Linked DNA regions of Homo sapiens: region 2 is linked to region 1. A link is an interaction called in ENCODE POLR2A ChIA-PET data of the cell type or tissue named here. Cell type or tissue: IMR-90. All regions are shown on one strand. Each heading gives the region's core, and the rest is flanking DNA. Links, peaks and the distances in the headings are about the cores only.

Region 1 (5,950 bases), core at 547-5,546:
GCCTGGGCCTAGGAGTCAGAATCACAGCTCAGAGTCTCCTTGGTGGGTGTACATGGCTTGGGGAGGTCAGTCCCGCCCCAGAGCACCCCCAGCCTGCCAGGCCTGTGGGTCAGCCAGATCCCTCCCCCAACCCTCTCAAGGCCCACAAGCCCCGGGCCAGGCCTGGCTTCCGGAGCTGCCGCCACCTTGGCTGGCCACACCACACATGGTTTTAATCAGCAGCCTGCCTGGATGAATGGCGCCTTGTGAGAGCGCCGCAGGGCTCACCTCCATGGCAGGGCCAGGATGGGCCAGGTGGGGCAGCCTCAGGGAGGGAGGAGTGTGAGGGGACCCCATGTGGGGGTCAGGGGGACAGGCAGGGACGGCCCAGCACAGCAGTCATGAGCCAGGGTCTGTGGCCAGACAGAGAGCAGGGGGTCTGGCTCTGCCACCCACAGTCTGCGTCCGGGCAACTCACGGAACCTCTCTAAGCCTGGGCCCAACTCTGCGTATAACCGGAGCCCCTTACGGGGGGCTGGGAGGATTTCATCTGAGGGTGCTTGGTGCATAGTGTGGGCCTGACACATAGTATGCACTCTGTACCTAGAGGCCAGCCCAGGGCCAGGGGCAGGGGACTCACAATTTGATTTAATAGAAGAGTGGAGAGAACTCACCTTGGAGCAAGGTGGCTGACCTCCAAAGAGGCTAGAGGTGGCATCTACAGCTGACTCTGGTTTCCGCAGTTTCAGGGCCTGGGCCTCCGCTGCTCCCTCTACCTTTCAAAGGGCCTCACAAAGAGAGCTGGAGGGGCAGACCTCAGCTCCTCGAAGGGCCCACCTCGCCTCCTTCTGTGGCAGGCAAAGCTTCAGACAGTACTAATTAATGTTTATTGAGCAGTTACTAGGTGCTGCACCTGGGTGTTTCATGCATAATCTCATCTAATCCTCCTTTTATGATTGTTTTCATTTATGTAGAACAAAACTATGACTCAGAAAGGGTAGGCAACCAGGCCACGGCCACACAGCCAGGGAGAGGCAGAACTGGGATGCGACGCTGCAGATGGAACAGCTCCTGCTGTTGCCTCAACTCCACCCACCCTGTGTCCTGTAGAGGGAGCACCATTTCCCACAGGGGTGGGTGGCACTGGGCAGCCTGCCTGGGGGAGCAGAGAGTGCCTTCTCCTCGGGCCTTCAGTGGACGGAGCTGTCTCCCTCACTGGCAACCCTGCTCAGCCTCCCTTCCCTCCCACAGAGCCTCCGAAGGCCCCATCCCAAGGGCCCAGGACCCGTGTCCTCCTCCCTGCCACTCTCCCAGCACCCACCAAGCCTGGCTCCTGGGTGTCTGAGAAATTATGGGAGGGAGTGAGAAAACATCAAGGGAGGGCCCTAACCTTGTCACGCCTCTCCTCACTGAGCCATCATGGCGGTCCTGTCATGTGGGGTAAAGTACAGACTCCTGTAACCCCTGCTGCACCCCTGCCCCTAACCTCCACCCTGCAGACTAAGGCTTTCAGCTCCTCCGCGGCGCTGGCTCTGTCTCTCATCTCCAGGCCGTGCTCATCTTTCCCCCTGCCTGGGACCCTCTCCTTTTCCACCCTGGCTAACTTGTGGTCCGAGCCCCATGCACTAGGATGACTGTGTGAAGCCCCTCCGTTCCCCACCCACCCCCTAGAACAGCCCCTGGAGCACTTCTGGGAGCAGAGCTCTGGGACCTCTGGGAGTTGCTCCAATTTCAGAATCCATTTCTGCAGAGGAAGGACTGCATCCTCTTTCCTCTGTTGGAGATGGGGACATCACCTTTGCAGACTGGTTTTCTCTCGTTCCTCTTCAAATTCAACTATCTGCAGAGCCGCGGGGGCTGCACTCACATGCCCACATGGGTGTCACTTATCAAGCTATGCTCCCAGCCTTTCAGTGGTTCTCTGAACTCAGCTGAGACCATTTCTAGAGGACTGTTTAAAGAATAAGGCATCCTGCTGTCTTCTACATAGATTAGGATGTCCCCCTCAAGCTGACTTGGCCCAGCTAAGAACCAGGTGAGCACAGCTTATTGGGTGCTCCCCCCACCCAGGGTCTCCCTGACCCCCCTGTCCTTTGGTATGATGGGTCAGCGAGGGCCATTAGGGAAACAGCCCTGTGGAAATAACTATAAACACGCTCAAAGGTTAAGCCACAAAAATGTTCCGCATAGCTTTGTTTATGATACTAAAAAATATCTAGAATAACCCACATATTCAACAATTAAATAAAGTGCGATACATCCATAAAATGGAATTCCATAAAGAGGGTTATTTAACAACACCGAGAGATGGTCACAATTTATCTGTAAGTGAAAAAAGCAGATTATAACATCTTATGTTGGAAGAGGAAAACCTCCAGGCAGTTCAGTGAACGAAACTGAGGGGTGTAGAATGAGGGGTGCTTCAGGGTGCAGACTTGGAAGCTGGAGGCCCGGGTCCTCCGGCAGCCTCTGCCCCCTTGCAGCCAAAAGACTTTGGGCCATTCACCAAACCTAAAAAGCTAGAGGTGGCCATCTGTACAATTGGGATAATATTGTACATACAGGCCGGGCGCGGTGGCTCACGCCTGTAATCCTAGCACTTTGGGAGGCCGAGGCGGGTGGATCATGAGGTCAGGAGATCGAGACCATCCTGGCTAACAAGGTGAAACCCCGTCTCTACTAAAAATACAAAAAATTAGCCGGGCGCGGTGGCGGGCGCCTGTAGTCCCAGCTACTCGGGAGGCTGAGGCAGGAGAATGGCGTGAACCCGGGAAGCGGAGCTTGCAGTGAGCCGAGATTGCGCCACTGCACTCCAGCCTGGGCGACAGAGCGAGACTCCGTCTCAAAAAAAAAAAAAAAAAAATATTGTACATACAGACATACTAGCCACTTAGCACACTGTGTGTGGCCTGCGACAGACATACAGACTAAGCATGCAACAGACATTATAAACATCACGTATGGGCTTAATTCCATATTATGGGTGATTTTCATTTTCTTACATTTGCCTATTTGTATTTTTTTTTTTTTTTTTTTGAGACGGAGTCTCGCTCTGTCACCCAGGCTGGAGTGCAGTGGCGCAATCTCGGCTCACTGCAAGCTCCGCCTCTTGGGTTCACGCCATTCTCCTGCCTCAGCCTCCTGAGTAGCTGGGACTACAGGCGCCCGCCACCATGCCCGGCTAATTTTTTGTATTTTTAGTAGAGACAGTGTTTCACCATGTTAGCCAGGATGTTCTCATCTCCTGACCTCGTGATCCACCCGCCTCGGCCTCCCAAAGTGCTGGGATTACAGGTGTGAGCCACCGCGCCCAGCGCCTATTTGTATTTTTAAATTTTTCTGCGATGAATGTTATTAATTGTATTAACTTAAAAAGTAAAAGCAAACATGACCTTACAAGGAAACAGCCCAATGGAACTCATTCCTGTGTTAATAGCCAGCATGTTGTTAAGGACATTGCTTATTATGCTGCCCTAGTGAGATTTCCTGGGAGAAACTATGATCTGCTCTTGGAACCAGGAGGCTTTGCTGGTCACACTGGCTGCCTGTGGGCTTCAAACAGCTGTGTACCTAACCTCAATGCCCACTGTGACAGAATTATTTAAATAAACTATGACACAGCTCTACCATGTACACCAGTTTGTCATGTACATAGGAGAATATCTGAGAGATTTCCACCAAAGGGTTAGAAGTATTACTGGGGGACAGGAAAGAGGGGGACATTTGAGCCTTAAATTTTGTGCACTTCACTAATGATTGCAATTCTTTCACAATAATCTTGTATTATAATCAAAATAGAAATAACATAATTTGATGTAGTAGAGAAATATTTAATAACATATAAATATGTTGACAATTTATTATGATTTAAAAGAGTTTGTAGGCTGGGCGTGGTGGCTTATGCCTATAATCCCTGCATTTTGGAAGGCCAAGGCGGGTGGATCACTTGAGGCCAGGAGTTCAAGATGAGCCTGGTCAACATGGTGAAACCCCTCTTTTTCTTTTTCTTTTCTTTTTTTTTTTTTCGAGATGGAGTCTTGCACTGTTGCCCGGGTTGGAGTGTAATGGCGCAATCCTGGCTCACTGCAACCTCCACCTTTCAGGTTTGAGTGATTCTCCTGCCTCAGCCTCCTGAGTAGCTGGGATTACAGGTGCCCGCCACCATGCTCGGCTAATTTTTTATATTTTTAGTAGAGAAGGGGTTTCACTATGTTGGCCAGGCTGGTCTCAAACTCCTGACCTTGTGATCCGCCCACCTCAGCCTCCCAAAGTGCTGGGATTACAGGCAGGAGCCATTGTGCCCGGCTGTGAAGCCCCCTCTTTACTAAAAATAGAAAAATTAGCCAGGCATGGTGCCACACACCTGTAGTCCCAACTACGTGGGAGGCTGAGGCATGAGAATCTAACCACTTGAACTCAGGAGGTGGAGGTTGCAGTAAGCCAAGATTGCAACGCTACACTCCAGCCTGGGTGACAGAGCAAGACTCTGTCTCAAAAAATAAAAATAAAAATAAAGGAGGTTTGTAAAATACAGTGTATGCATATTCTCCTTTCTGCAAAAACAACTTTATATATCAGACAGAAAGGAAATGTCCTAAAATGTGAAACATGATTATCCAGGGTGGTGGGATACAGACATTTAGATTTTCTTCTTATGTGTCTGTATGTTCTAAAGTTTCCACAATAGAGATTTATAACTCTTGTGATGAAAGAAAAAAATGCATTTTCTTAAAAGGAAAGATTTGGCCCCAACTCTCCCCTGCCTTGAGTGCCTAAGTCACGGCAAACTCATTCTTAGCCTTCTCGCCTCCTCGCTCCTCACCTAGGCGTGTCTGTTTCCGTATGGGCCACCTTGCTGTCCTTCCTGTGTCCTTGTAAAGGGCCTGAAATCCTCGTTAGAACCAGGCAAGGCAGAAGCCAGGACACAGGCCCAGCCCACTGCTCAGCGTCCAGTGGTCCCCCAACCACCCGCCGCCGCCTCCTGGGGCATTGTTCTCATTAGTGGGGATGCAAAGCAGACCCAAAGGCGGAACTATAAACACCAGAGGCAGAGACCCATAAACAGCTGGGTAACCAACTCCAGCTGTGCAGATGGGCCCTGGCCACACTGGGGGGCAGATGGGGGCTGGGAATTGCCCTTTGCCTGTCCTCCTTAGGCCATGAGCTGCCAGGAGCCGGGTGGGCACCACTAGTTAGAGAACTGGAGGGTGGAGGGTCTGCACAAACCTAAGTGAGATTACATGCAAGTGAGCAGGAGTCTGGGGGCCAAGGATTCTCAGGCACCTGAGCCCCATTACCTATGCACCTGGGCCTCAATTTACCTATCTGAAAATGGGGAAGAAAAGAAGTAACAGACTAGATGGGCTTTCTCAGCTCTACTACATCATGACCCACCCATAAATCTATGCACTAGGCCTAAATGCCTATAATGTATCTGTCTGTAATATAATAAAAATATATACTATGCGATAACATAAACAAATGTTGTAACTAAATTATCTGTACCATAACCCATACATATTATATGTTTTATATCAGCCTCTTTAATGTTATGTTTCTAAATGTTTAATGACCATCTCTGGATATCTGTGATCAGAGAGTATGTGGAGGCAAGCCAGGAAGACCTCCTGGGAGAAGGGAGACTTAAAGCCTATGAATTCGACAGGCAAAAGGAATGAGCCTCCAAAAAGGTTCTAATGGAGGAGAAGGGAGGGAAATGAGTGTGAGGGGATTTATAGGGCTGTTGAGGGTCATCCAGGGAAGGGATCCATGTCCATCTTCCACCCTAGAAACAAATATTCTGGCACAGGAGAGGGCAGGGAGAAAGCACACTGGACTGAAGTGACTAAGATTTGCCAGCCCCAGAAGCTCCCAAACCTGGTTACATAACAGGACTACTGGGGAACTTGGTAAAATACAGACTCTTGGGCCCTTCCCAGGGCTCCTGAATCAGAATCTAGGACAGTAGTGT
Region 2 (5,475 bases), core at 1-5,000, 180 kb before region 1:
CTTGATAAAATAGCTTTTATAAATCTGGTACTTTCTTGGAATCAAAATATTAATGCTCTTCATGAAAAATAAACATTCATGTTAAGACATCATGGATAAAACTAAAAGATAAGGCCGGGCACGGTGGCTCACGCCTGTAATCCCAGCACTTTGGGAGGTTGAGGCGGGCAGATCACAAGGTCAGGAGATCGAGACCATCCTGGCTAACACAGTGAAACCCCGTCTCTACTAAAAAATACAAAAATTAGCTGGGCGTGGTGGGGGCACCTGTAGTCCCAGCTACTCGGGAGGCTGAGGCAGGAGAATGGCGTGAACCTGGGAGGCAGAGCTTGCGGTGAGCCGAGATCGGGCCTCTGCACTCCAGCCTGGGTGACAGAGCAAGACTCTGTCTCAAAAAAAAAAAAAATCTTTAAAGATAAAAATGACAAACTAAGAAAAATAGTTGGGTCTTATATAACAGGCTAAAGATGAATACTCAGAAATGAGGAACGCTTATAAGTCAATAAGAAAAAGACTTAGTAGAAAAACAGGCAAAGGATATGAGCAGCAATTCTCATAGTAGAAATAAAAATGGTCAATGAATATGCAAAAAGATGTATTCGACTTCCCTAGTAGTCATGTAAATGCAAATTAAAGCTTCCTTCTATTTGGTACAACATGTTTAATCTGGTTGTATCAAGTGTTGGCTAGAACATAGGAGAATAGTTCTCTCATACACTATGGTAGTCTATCTTGGAGACCAATTTTAAAACATTTATTAAAATTTTAAATTGCTTATATCCTTCTGCCCAGTAATTCAATGTCCAAATGTCTGTCCTGGAGCATTCAAACATGTGCTCAAAAACTTTTACGTATATATATAAAATGTTTATCAGTGAAAGAGAAAAATTGGTATGTTTGGATTTAAGACCACCTAAGGCATTATATACCTCCATCATTTGAGTGTTTGAGTGTTTTAGAACAGATTACACTTAATTTTATCACGAAACTTTATTTTTGCAAATTCTGTATTTCATGGTTAACATCATAGAGTGGAAACATTCTCTGTACAGTCAGTTCAAAATCTTGAGTTGCTTTTGATTTAAGTGATCCAAAGTTTAAAAAAAATTAATAAAATCTTGAGTTGCTATTTATGCTTTATATAAGTAGTAGCATCACTAACTCCGTATTTTTTTTTCTGAGGTTTCATTGTTTAATTTTCTAAAAACATTTTAAACTTGTAAAAATTCTCATTTTGGGATTTTCATAAAAAGTACAGCTTATTGACTAATAAATGAGGAAGCTCATAACAAATTCATTATATGTCATTTGACATAACTAAAATGAAGCAGACTGGCTAAAACCTTTCTATAGATTCTTACACAATTTGGAAGTAAATATGGGTGAAGTTCTTTAGATTCAACTATGTTCTTAAAAATTTAATCCTTGATTCTATTGAATTTGCTCTTTGGTTTAGAATGCTTTGAGCTGTTGATGGTTTTTCTGACTTTGTACATTGAGTTGATAAAATACATACTCTTTTCAAAAACAGAAAGTTAAATAAGTATATCTTAGTTCCTTAAAAATGCTCATTGGTGGGTAGCTATTTACCTGAAGTGTGACTGAAAATAGAAAGATTCTGTAACATCTTTGAAAATTGCCAGTAAGTATTTATGTGTATATGTTTTAGTGTCAGTATAGGAGATAAGTTAAAGAAAGTAAGTTAAATGTTAAAAAGCAACCTCAAAGTGGCATAATGTAGGCCTCAGTGAACTAAAGTATTGTTTTTTCATGTTTGTATTTTGTGTCTTTTTATCAAGTAAAAGAAACAGCCCGGAAATCCAAGTAGATTTCTCAGTTTGTTACTCTGTTAGTGAGTGTTTTATGCTTTTTGGTTTATGAGTCATGAAGATTGGAGAATTTATATTTCAGAACTATAAACTTATGCTGGCTTCTAGAACTGTATCTCCTCTAGGGTATCTCAACAGGGATAATTGAATACCAGGAGCTCTTAAAGCGTACAGATAATTTCATTTCCTCCTTGATGTCATTGGTATCTCAGAAGCCCTGAAACCACTTAAGTTAGAACTATTTGTTTATTTATAAGTACTTGTCTGTAATGTACGGAGAAAAACTTACAATGAGATTATTATGTCTCCCAAATTGCTACTTAGAATAAATTACCAGTTCAAAAGAAGCAATTAGATAAAATATTCAGACGTTTAAAAATATTACAGCTGAAACATTTCTTTCACATAATTATTTTTCATGATTGCCTTAAGTGAGGCAACTTCTAAAATAATATTATACTAAAGTGTTATTTCTGCCATTTCTTGCAAGAGGATACAATGTCACCTTCAGCAAGGTAATTGCGTCCTTTTTGTTTTGAAAAAAGTGATTTTATATGAAATATGTATATTCATGTACTTATCACCCAGTTTAAGAAATGAAACAGCCAAAACAGTTTAAGCCCTCCCCCTACTTTATCTTCCTCTCTGCCCGCTAGAGATAATAATCACAATCCTGAATTCAGTGTTTATTAGCATCCATACATGTCTTTATACTTCTCCACATATGTATGCAGCCACAAACAAATAACATTTTTCACTTTTAAGCAAATGAAAACATACTGTATATATCCTGCTACAACTTTACTCTATCAGCATTATGTTTCTGATACACAGTTGATTCCTGTATGACTCACCACAGTTTACTTATTCCGTCTTCTCTTAATGAACATTTAGGTTGTTTTCATTTTCTTTGCTTTTGAAAAAATATAGCTGCTGGAAGCAATCTTGTATGTGTTTCCTAAGGCACAAGTGTAAGGACTTTTCTATATAACTAGAAGTAAAATTGCCAGTCATAAGTTGTGTACATCCTTAGCACTCCAAAATGATTTAGCAGTCTTTGCTCCTAGTAGTAATATGTAAGAGTAAACTACCTGTAGCTCCAGTTCCTTGTCAGCTCTTAGTACTTTTGGACTCTAAAATTTTTCCAGACTGATGGTTGTGAAATGGTATCTCATTATACTTTTATTTTTCCCTTTATTTGGCTAGCTTTACCAATATATAATTTATATATAATAAAGCTTACCAATTTTAAGTGTAGAATTCTGTGATGTTTGACAAGTGTGTAATCACATAGCCACCACCATAATCATGATACACAACATTTCTGTCCCCCTAGAGAATCCTCATGCCCCATTGCAGTCAGTTTCTTCCCCCAACCTCCCGGCCCCTGACTAGACTGATATGCTTTCTATCACTAGAATTTTGCCTTTTCTAGAAGTGTATGTAATTGGAGTCTTACATTACAGTCTTTCCTGTCTGTCTTCTTTTATTTAGCATAATGCTATTGAGGTTCATCTGTGTTTCTTCTTTATATTATTTCTTCTTATTGTTGAGTAGTATTCTGTTGTATGAACATGTTTGTTTATTCATTCTCCACTTGAACATTTGGATTGTTTTTGGGTTTTGGCTTATGTGAATAAAGGTGCTATGAACATTTGCCTATAACTCTTTGTGTGAATATATGTTTTCATTTTTCTTAAGTGCCAAAGAGTGAAATTATTAGGTCATAGGATAAGTGTATGTTTAATTTGTCTAGAAGCTGCCAAACTATTTTTATTTTTTTTTATTTTTTAAAGTAGAGATGGGGTTTCTCCATGTTACCCAGGCTGGTCTCCAACTCCTGGACTCTAGCAGTTCTCCTGCCTCAGCCTCCCAAAGTGCTGGGATTAAAAGCATGAACCACTGCACCTGGCCAATGCCCAACTGTTTTCCAAAGTGACTGAACAATTTTGGATCCTCCCCAGCAAATTAGGAGAGTTCCAATCCCTTGACAACCCTTGCCATATTGTCAGTCTTACCCATTTTAGCCATTCTAGCACATGTACAGCAGTACTTCACTGTGGTTTTAATTTGCATTTTCTCATTGTGTTTGTTTACCAGCCATATATCTTTGGTGAACTGTCTGTACAAATCTTTTCCCTACTTTTTAACTGGGTTTTGTTGTTGTTGGTTTGTTTTGATTTGGTTTTTTAAACTGAGTTATAAGAGTTCTATATTCTGGATACAAGTCCATTGTTGAATATATGTTTTGCAAATATTTACTCCCAGTCTGTGCCTTGCCTTTTCCTTTTCTCAGCAGTGTGTGTTGAAGAACTCAAGTTTCTAATTTCAGTGAAGTCTAATTTACCAATTTTTTTATTTTATAGTTTGTGTTTTTTGTGTCCTATTAAAAAAACTTTAGCCTAACCCAGTGTCACTAAGATCTACCCATGTTTTCTTCTAGAAGTGCTGTAGTTTTAACACTTACATTTAAGTCTTGCTCTTTTCTTTTTTTCTTTTTTTTTCTTATTATTATACTTTAAGTTTTAGGGTACATGTGCACAATGTGCAGGTTAGTTACATATGTATACATGTGCCATGCTGGTGTGCTGCACCCATTAACTCGTCATTTAGCATTAGGTATATCTCCTAATGCTATCCCTCCCCCCTCCCCCCACCCCACAACAGTCCCCAGAGTGTGATGTTCCCCTTCCTGTGTCCATGTGTTCTCATTGTTCAATTCCCATCTATGAGTGAGAACATGCGGTGTTTGGTTTTTTGTCCTTGTGATAGTTTACTGAGAATGATGATTTCCAATATCATCCATGTCCCTACAAAGGACATGAACTCATCATTTTTTGTGGCTGCATAGTATTCCATGGTGTATATGTGCCACATTTTCTTAATCCAGTCTATCATTGTTGGACATTTGGGTTGGTTCCAAGTCTTTGCTATTGTGAATAGTGCCGCAATAAACATATGTGTGCATGTGTCTTTATAGCAGCATGATTTATAGTTCTTTGGGTATATACCCAGTAATGGGATGGCTGGGTCAAATAGTATTTCTAGTTCTAGATCCCTGAGGAATCGCCACACTGACTTCCACAACGGTTGAACTAGTTTACAGTCCCACCAACAGTGTAAAAGTGTTCCTATTTCTCCACATCCTCTCCAGCACCTGTTGTTTCCTGACTTTTTAATGATTGCCATTCTAACTGGTGTGAGATGGTATCTCATTGTGGTTTTGATTTGCATTTCTCTGATGGCCAGTGATGATGAGCATTTTTTCATGTGTCTTTTGGCTGCATAAATGTCTTCTTTTGAGAAGTGTCTGTTGATATCCTTTGCCCACTTTTTGATGAGGTTGTTTTTTTCTTGTAAATTTGTTTGAGTTCATTGTAGATTCTGGATCTTAGCCCTTTGTCAGATGAGTAGGTTGCGAAAATTTTCTCCCATTTTGTAGGTTGCCTGTTCACTCTGATGGTAGTTTCTTTTGCTGTGCAGAAGCTCTTTAGTTTAATTAGATCCCATTTGTCAATTTTGGCTTTTGTTGCCATTGCTTTTGGTGTTTTAGACATGAAGTCCTTGCCCATGCCTATGTCCTGAATGGTAATGCCTAGGTTTTCTTCTAGGGTTTTTATGGTTTTAGGTCTAACATTTAAGTCTT

Evidence for each region. ChIA-PET counts read pairs that join two places held together with the same protein. Peaks named below come from ENCODE experiments on the same cell type or tissue, not always from the same donor. Only the 100,000 strongest peaks of a DNase experiment are listed, where the experiment ranks them.
Region 2: POLR2A ChIA-PET joins it to region 1 with 15 read pairs; 4 of 35 experiments call an interaction of 5 or more read pairs at or near these places.

The regions. Positions count from the first base shown.
Region 1 is chr5:150,569,608-150,575,557 of GRCh38, reverse strand. No RefSeq gene overlaps it. Among named protein-coding and RNA genes, the nearest start is that of NDST1, 64 kb to the right of the region's middle. RefSeq lists an enhancer at 678-1,664. In IMR-90, for the core only: a CTCF peak has its summit at 1,082 (motif pointing right); no DNase peak of the experiment used is centred there; H3K27ac peaks cover 242 bases.
Region 2 is chr5:150,747,802-150,753,276 of GRCh38, reverse strand. The region is part of intron 3 of DCTN4 (dynactin subunit 4); the gene reads left to right. Among named protein-coding and RNA genes, the nearest start is that of DCTN4, 8.5 kb to the left of the region's middle. In IMR-90, for the core only: no CTCF peak of the experiment used is centred there; no DNase peak of the experiment used is centred there; H3K27ac peaks cover 202 bases.